2 separate regions of the Homo sapiens genome follow, and region 2 is linked to region 1. A link is an interaction called in ENCODE POLR2A ChIA-PET data of the cell type or tissue named here. Cell type or tissue: GM12878. All regions are shown on one strand. Each heading gives the region's core, and the rest is flanking DNA. Links, peaks and the distances in the headings are about the cores only. Region 1 overlaps GBX2-AS1 (GBX2 and ASB18 antisense RNA 1). Region 2 overlaps AGAP1 (ArfGAP with GTPase domain, ankyrin repeat and PH domain 1).

What was found. Peaks named below come from ENCODE experiments on the same cell type or tissue, not always from the same donor. Only the 100,000 strongest peaks of a DNase experiment are listed, where the experiment ranks them.
Region 2: POLR2A ChIA-PET joins it to region 1 with 10 read pairs; 2 of 35 experiments call an interaction of 5 or more read pairs at or near these places.

The regions. Positions count from the first base shown.
Region 1 is chr2:236,180,797-236,185,190 of GRCh38, forward strand. The region is part of intron 1 of GBX2-AS1 (GBX2 and ASB18 antisense RNA 1); the gene reads left to right. Among named protein-coding and RNA genes, the nearest start is that of GBX2, 15 kb to the left of the region's middle. In GM12878, for the core only: a CTCF peak has its summit at 258 (motif pointing left); no DNase peak of the experiment used is centred there.
Region 2 is chr2:235,922,787-235,927,180 of GRCh38, forward strand. All of the region lies in intron 11 of AGAP1 (ArfGAP with GTPase domain, ankyrin repeat and PH domain 1), which reads left to right. Among named protein-coding and RNA genes, the nearest start is that of GBX2-AS1, 240 kb to the right of the region's middle. In GM12878, for the core only: no CTCF peak of the experiment used is centred there; a DNase peak (open chromatin) is centred at 1,905.

The DNA of each region.
Region 1 (4,394 bases), core at 229-4,228:
AATTATATTTATTTATAAACACATTAACTATAAACTGCACATATTTAATACAAAGGAAGCAGGCAATTCCATAATCAATATTTTAATTATTGAATTTTTTATTATGGCAGCACGATTCTATATGATAGTTTACGAATCTGTAGTTTTCGTAGGCTCCCCTCCCCTTTATCATGTGAGCTAAGATCTTCCTGTTTTCCTCCTTTTTAAATTCTGGGGAGAGTAGGTTGGTGGGAGAGGGTAAGACCGTTTGCTTATGGCGCCACCTGCAGGCCTCTCTGAAAATGAATTTCAATACCTATTCAATCTTCCGCAGGGTTCTAGATTCCTCAGGCTTATTTTAGCAATTTAGTGAAATTAATTTTTGTTTTAACAGAGAAAGATGTTAACAATTTCAACGCAAATCCCGGAGTTTGAAAAGGATTTTGATGTTCTCAAACTACACTTAAATCCTAGAAATGAGATGCAGTATTGACCATAATTGAAATACAGGGGTTTCTGCATATCCCATCTGGACATAACAAATTTGACTAAGCAGTAATTTATCCTTAAAATAATGGAATAAAAGATACAACATTCCTGATTTATCCCTTGGCCCTTGGGCAGCCCTTAAAAGATGAAAAGCACTTGGCAAGCTAATAGCACCCGAAATTGTAGTGATTGAGCAGCTTCTTAGGTGCCTGGCGTGGACAGGAGGTGGGGGCACTGGAGTGGACCAGCTCATTCCGCAAGCCTGTATTTTACACCATTTCTGCAGAAGGTTAAGTGTTCTTTGCAAAAGTTCAACAGCCTGCCCCATCAGTGTGTGTCCAAAGGGTCATTTCAGAGATTGGAAATTTGACAATTATATACAGTTAACTGGGATCAGCAAATGCTCCATAGACTTAAAGAGTCAGTGGCTTTGATTTTCTTTAAACCATACTGAGTCGATGATTATCAAGTAACTTAAATCAACGTAAATATACTAAAAAGGCAGGCCTAATGCTGGGTTCAGAGTTTTAAACATAACACGTCACACAGTACTGGGTCTGTGTACTAATTGCCTGTGGACTGTGGATTGTGTCTGATGGTCCAACCATGAATGTTTCGTCCTGTCCTGGACATGGTTGGTGCGGACAGAGGCCAGCCTCCCCAGGACCAATATTAGTGGAGAGCTTCATTTGTGTATTTTATTTTTTTGAGATGGGGTCTCACTCTGCCACCCAGGCTGGAGTATAGTAGCACGATCTCAGCTCACTGCAACCTCTGCCTCCCAGGGTCAAGCGATCCTCTCATCTCAGCCTCCTGAGTAGTTGGGACCACAGGCATGTGCCACCACACCTGGCTAATTTTTTGTATTTTTGGCAGAGATAGGGTTGCCCGGGCTGGTCTTGATCTCCTGAACTCCAGCAATCCACCTTCCTAGGCCTCCCAAAGTGCAGAGGTTACAGGTGTGAGCCACTGTGCCCAGCCACTTCTTTTTTAATTCTCTGTCGTCAAATGACAAGTAATAATCAAAGACATTCAATAAAAGTTGGAGGCAAAATATTCCTCTGTTGTCTTTTTTTTTTTTTCTTTGACACAGGGTCTCACTCTGTCATCCAGGCTGGAGTGCAGTGGTACAATCATAGCTCACTGGAGCCCTGACCTTCCAGGCTTAAGTGATCCTCCTGCTTCAGCCTCCTGAGTAGCTGAGACCACAGGCGCATGCCACAATGCCCGGTGAATTTTCAAATTTTTGGTAGAGATAAGGTGTCACTGTGTTGCCCAGGCTGGTCTTGAACTCCTGGGCTCAAATGATCCTCCTGCCTCCCAAAAGGCGGGGATTACGGGCATGAACCCCTGTGCCCGGCCCTCTGCTATCTTTTTTTTTTTTTTTTAAAGTAGAAACAGCCAGTAAACGCATCCTTTACTCTTTTGTTACTTTCTGAATTTTGAGCTGTGTGAATGTGTCATTAAAAACTAAATTTGAAATTAAAGGAAATAATTTAGGCCTTGTAGAATTGAGTTTAGGTAATACACTCAGTGAGAAAAAGAATGATGTTCAGTGTGAACTGTGTAAGAAAGGAAAACGTTTTTAGACCCTTTAATAAAACAAACAAACCAACCAACAAACAAACCAGAATATATTTTGTTCACTGGAAAAGAAGTAAGCCAAGATAATTCTAGTCTTAAAGTAGAATGCCTCTTTAGATGTTTATCAACTAGCTTACCTCCCTCTCTCCTTCTTTCCCTCCCTGCTTCTCTAATTGCCTCCTTTCCTTTTCTTGGTTTTGTCTCCCTCCTCCTTGTCTTCCTCCTTCTCCATCTCCTCTTCTTCCTCCTTCTCTATCTCCTCTTTCTTTTTGTTCTCTTTCTCTCTCTTTTTTTTTTAGACAAGGTCTCACTTTGTTACCCAGGCTGGAGTGCAGTGGTGCCATCTTGACTCACTGCAAACTCCACCTCCCAGGCTCAGGTGATCCTCCCATCTTAGCCTCCCGAGTAGCTGGGACTATGGGTGCATGCCCCCACACCTGGCTAATTTTTTGTATTTTTGGTAAAGATGGAGTTTCACCATATTGCCCAAGCTGGTCTCGAACTCCTGGGCTCAAGGTATCCACTCGCTTTGGCCTCCCAAAGTGCTGGGATTACAGGTGTGAGCCACTGTGACTGGCTCTTTCTCTTCTTCTTATTGATATGGTTTGGATGTTTTTCCCTTCAAAATCTCATATTGAAATGTAACCTCCACTGTTGGAGGTGGGGCCTGGTGGGAGGCGTTTGAGTGATGGGGGCAGATCCCTCACGAATAGCTTAGCACTATCCCCTTGGTGAGGGATGAATTCTTGCTCTGGTGGTTCACGTGAGATCTGGTTGTTTAAAAGAACGTGGCACCTGCCCCCTCTTGCTCTCACTCCTGCTTTCACCATGTGACATGCCTGTTCCCCCTTCACCTTCCACCATGATTGAGCTTCCTGAGGCCCTCACCAGGAGCAGATGCTGACACCATGCTTCCTGTATAAGCTGCAGAACCCTGAGGCAATTAAAACTATTTTCTTTATATATTACCCAGCCTTAGGTATTTCTTAATAGCAATGTAAGAACAGACTAATATAGAAAATTGGTACCAAAGAGTGGGGTGTTACTATAAAGATACCTGAAAATGTGGAAGCGACTTTGGAACTGGATAATGGGCAGAGTTTGTAAGAGTTTGCAGGGCTCCAAAGAAGACAGGAAGATGAGGGAAAGTTTGGAACTTCCCAGAGACTGGTTAAATGGTTGTGACAAAATGCTGATAGTGATATGGACAGTGAAGGCCAGGCTGAGGAGGTCTCAGATGGAAATGAGGAACTTACTGGGAACGGGAGCAAAGGTATAACTGGTCACCCTTGTTATACCTAAGCAAAGAGCTTGGCTGCATTGTGTCCATGCTCTAGGGCTTTGTGGAATTTGAACTTAAGAATGATGACTTAGGGTATCTGGTAGAAGAAAGTCTGTTTTTTTTCTTTTTCTTTTTCTTTTTTTGAGATGGAGTCTTGCTCTGTCGTGCAGGCTAGAGTCCAGTGGCATGATCTTGGCTAACTGCAACCTCTGCCTCCTGGGTTCAAGCAATTCTCCTGCCTCAGCCTCCCAAGTAGCTGGGATTACAGCCACCTGCCACTGTGTTTGGCTAATTTTTGTATTTTTAGTAGAGATGGGGCCTTACCATGTTGGCCGGGCTGGTCTCGAACTCCTGACCTCAAGTGATCTGCCCACCTTGGCTTCCCAAAGTGCTAGGATTATAGGCATGAGCCACTGTGCCCAGCCTGATAGAAGAAATTTCGAAGCAGCAAAGTGTTCAAGAGGCAGCCTGGCTGCTTTTAACAACCTACAGTTAGACAGGGAAGCAAAGAAATGACGTAAAGTTGCAACTTATATTTGAAAGAGAATCAATGCATAAAAGTTTGGAAAATTTGCAGCCTAGCTGTGTGGCAGAGAAAGAAAAAACATTTTCAAGGGAGGAATACAAGCAGGCCATTAAGCAACCATTTGCTAGAGAGATTAGAATGGCTAAAAAGGAGCCTAGTGCTAATGTCCAAGATAATGGGAAAAAGCACATTTCAGAGATCTCCAAGGCAGCCCCTCCCATCACAAGCCCAGAGGACTAGGAGGAAAGAATGGTTTTGTGGGGCAGGCCCAGGGCCCTGCTGCCCTGCACAGCCTCAGGACACTGTTCCCCGTATCCTGGCCACTCTGGCTCCAACATCAGCTCAACGGGGCCCAGGTACAGCTTGGGCTGCTGCTTTTGAGAGCACAAGCTGCCGTATACATTGGCGGCTTCCACATGGTGTTAAGACTGCAGGTGCACAGAATGCAAGAGTGAAGGAGGTTTGACAGCTCTCACTTAGATTCCAGAGAATGTATGGAAAAGCCTGGGTGCCCAGGCAGAAGCCTGCCACAGG
Region 2 (4,394 bases), core at 99-4,098, 260 kb before region 1:
TGATATTCATTCAGATATAAATGCCATATTCACTTTGAAATGCAAATTGTGTAAAGAAAAATAGCATATGGTGGAGGTAAGTACCTTTTCAAATCAACTCTTCCACTTTAGGGATATAAGTACAGCTAAAATTATTCTTTGGAAAGAATCTGGCGCTTTTGACACATGGAAGCTTGCACTAATCAAGGCAGCTCAGTAAGCACACACACATATCCATATCAAGGAAGTGGCGCAGCGAGGACATGGATTAGCATGGTAATGCAGTCACCCCCTGCTAATCGGGGCGAGTACCAGCTGATCCGTAGATGGGGTATTTGAGGAAACACTCTTTCTGAGTTCAGAATGGGCCATGTCGTCAGTCATGTATTTCATGGTAACGCAAATAATATTTGGGGGACGATGCCGAAAAGGTCCTTTTATGACTGCCTTCCTGTGGAAGCCAGCATCCTATACTGTTTGGGGCTGGGCCACTTTTTAAGGACTTATTGCTGGTACAGCTGTTTCCTTGTACAACCCTGTTCTGTCTCTTACACTTCCTGACCTGACCTCTGCATTCACAAGCCATTCCAATGACATTTTCTAGGTTTTTGGATAAGTGTTACTGGTACAACATACACATAAGACGCACAGAATCATAAGTCATAGCCACGTTTACAGGGGCCGCCACTCACATCCAGAAGCAGCAGGTAGCCAGCCCTCATGGACCCCTTCCTGTCCCGTGCACCCCCACCCCACCCCACCCCACTCACAAGGGTGACCACCATCTGATTTCTCACTCCGTAGATGGGTTTCGCCTGTCCTTGGACGGGATCCTAACAGTTGGCACTCTCGTGCTTGTCTCCGGCTCTGTGTTCTGTGTGTGATGTCACCGCAGTTGTGGCCCGTGTCAGTAGTTCCTTGTTGTCATTGGGTAATGTTCCGTTGTGCCGTGATGTACCTACAGTGATGGACAGTGCCGTCATTCCCAGCGTGGGGCTGTTATGAGCAGTGCTGCTCTGAACATTCTAGCACCTACTTTTTGGTGGCCATGTTTATGTGCATCTGTATGATTTAAATCTGAAAGATGTGAAAGGAGAAGAGAAATCTTAAAGGAGGAAAAAAAAAGAAGTGGACTTGAAATGTTTTATGAAAGCTTTGCATCCAGTAAGTCAATTAGAAGAGTGGTGTAGGTTGTCCTGGGACAGCCCCGAGCTTAGGAAACCCCCGTGTTTAATAAGAGCACGTAAGCAAGCCTGTCCAAAGTTTGCCGTGGAGAGTGACATTTACTGTCCCAGACAGCAAACAGATGTGCCCCCCTCGCTGGGAGTAGACACTACCCCTGTCTCACCAGTCTGTTCATTCTGTCAACATCCCTTGCAAGATACTACCTTAAGTCTAAGGTAGTATCTTAAGGTAGTATCTTAGGTAGACTTAAGGCAGTATCTCCCCTTTCCATCTATTCTTTATCTAGATGGGCCTAATTCCAAAGTCTAAAAGCTGCAGTGTCCCCTGGAGCCTCTCCTGTACCTTCCAGCAGCGGTGGGCTCCCTGACCCTCATACTTTCTGGCTGCTCTTGTGTTACTCTGCCTTGCGTTTGGGCCACATGTGGATCTGCTGTATACCTTCTACTAGACTAGATTGTAGGTTCCCTAAGACAGGGACTCCTTCCTTCATTGTGCCCAATGCAGTAGGGGCTCAGTTCCATGCGGCTGCTCGGCCCGCTAGAAGGTCAATGTTAGAATAGGCGGCAGCTTCTGCATACCGGGTCCCATCTTCCCCTACTCGCGAGTTAGCAGGTTAGCCTGCCCTAGGTTCCTGGGTGATGAGACTCCTGGATCAAAATGAATGACAGTCTCTTGCAGCAATAGCAATAGTGAGAGTATCAGCATTGTCATGCACTGGCTTCCCAAGCCTCAGTTCCCACAGGGTGACACCAGCACACACAGTAACTCATGTTGTAAGAGGAACCCCAAGCTTAGGAAACCCCATGTGTTTAATAAGAGCACGTAAGCAAGCCTGTCCAAAGTTTGCTGTGGAGAGCGACATTTACTGTCCCAGACAGCAAACAGATGTGCTCCCTCTTAAAGTAGACATTACCCCTGTTGTACCAGTCTGTTTACTCTGTCCACATCCCCTGCAAAATAACACAGAGCAGAGAGCACCTGCCCGTGTCCACACCCAGAGGAAGAAGAAACTGAGGCCCGTGGAGAGCTGGCTGCCAGCAACAGTGGGGTGGGATGTGCTGGTAGCAGCAGGGAGAGTGGAAGTCAGGGAAGGATGGAAGGGAAGGGAAGAATGGAGAGTACTCACCCCCCAAAGTAGGCCACATCCTTGTACTTATCCCCGAGTATAAGTGTACCCTCGGCTTCCGGGGTAGAAGCTTCCTTTAAGACCCTTGTATTTGCGCGTGACTTGAGGTTGGTGAATTAGGACCACTTGTTAGACTCACCTCGTCTACTCCAGGAAGGAGGGCATTCTAATCTGGCTTTTACAATCTCCTCCTTCTAGGGAAATACAGACATGCCTGCAAAGAACATTTCCAACGATGGTGCGCAGAGTTTTCCCACATCTAAACGACCCCAGCTTCATATCTTACTCCTTAGACACGGGAATGAAATTCTGTAGCAAAACGGCTGTGTGTTGAGGTGGTCCCTGATGGAGACAATCCAGAGGCTCTCTTTCCTGGGCATTACTGGGGCTGAGGGTTGGGGCGTGGCTTCCTGCAGACCCCACGCACCTTGCAATCCTCATGGCATTTCTGAATGTAGCTCTATTTCTATTAGCCTTCCTGAACTGGCAACTTTAATGCCTGGGTAGCAAGCACTTGGGCGTTTCCTTAAACTCACCGTCTTAGCTATCAGGTCTAGGTGTGAAAATGTGATTTAACTAATCAACACAGTAGCAGCAGAGCTTGGTGTCTTTGTTGACTGTCGGCGGCCACGTGGGTTTAGGTCCCCTGCCCTTCAGCCTGGTTGCTGGGTATGAGGCCTCCACCTCGGCAGGACTGCTTCGAGCTGACCTGGACTGTGTTTAGAACAGTGTTTGGTGCACTTGTATCCTAGCTTGTCTTGATGTCAGGATCCTTACCCCTCAAGCAATCAAAAAAGTTATCCAGCTTGTTTCACAAATGAGAACTTCAGACCTTCAGCCTTAATTAATAACTCATTAACGTGAAATGAATTCCAGTGAGTGAAAACAGTTGCCCTCGAGTACTTTGAGTGAGAATACAGTGATTTTAAACAGAGGCTTTTTTTATGCTTAAAGATATTTCCAAAAGTGTTCAAAACTCCTGTGTGGTAACACATAGGGCAGGTATTGCTTGATGCTTACATAACAAAACTGGATGCCAGGACAGCATTAGTAGGTCAATTAGTTAATGACATTCATTCAAGAACAGAAATGAGATTACATATTAGACTCTGTATGCATATCTGTATCAAAAAATGCATGAGAAAGTATGACACTATAATTGGATATGGAATGTGCATGATTATTAAAAAGATTCACTCCACATTTGGGGGTGGTTCGTTTCTTTGACGGGTGGATTTACTGAAAGTAAGTGGAAATGCCTCAAAACTGTGGCCACTGGCCTGGGACTGCTGACACATGGCACGAGATGCTCCATGGGCGTGTTAACCCAGCATGGCAGCTTCCACAGTGTCGTGGCTCAGGTCGTGGACCACTGGTTTGCCTCAGAGTTTAAGCAGATGTCTTCATGCATTTACGTTGAAAGGCAGGTACTGTGTTTGGATCCCAGAAACAATATTTCTGACCCTGTGTAATTTTTTTTAGTCAAATATGTTTCTGCATTATCACACAAAATACTTTTGTTTTCTTTTGTTGGTTTTTCTGAAAGAAAATTTAAGTGATCTCAAATATAGTGAATGGGTATATTTTGAAACAGAGATTTACTCCCTTAAGAGAAAATCGGAAATGTTTTGCTTATGGAATGAGCCTCCTCCTCCGCATATTTTTGGAAGGTCCTGACCAGAGGTCAAGAGTGAGGTGGGTTGAGTGCAGTGGGGTGTGGGGAGGCAGGTGTGAGCCTGGGCAACCCCGGAACCCACTCAGATCCTTCAGACAGATCCAGAGAGAGAGGCTGTCAGCTCTTTGTTCATAAACACAGGCCCACAGCTCCCAGATGCTTTCATTTTCTAAGTGATGCCAGAAACCACCAATTTTTAAATGAAATCTCCCAATTTAATTCTACTTTGAAAAAAATGATCAACTAAGTAAAAATGTCTCTATGAGCTCAGCCTGGACGTCAGGCGATAGTCTGTGGATCTGATTGAAAGTTTCACCTTTATCACGGTTTGTCCATGTATACACCTTGATGTGGCCCAAATTCAGTCATGCTGTTTCAGTGTAGTCCCGCAGTGGGAAGTGGGTGTGGCTGGGGCTGGGGGGCCTTCAC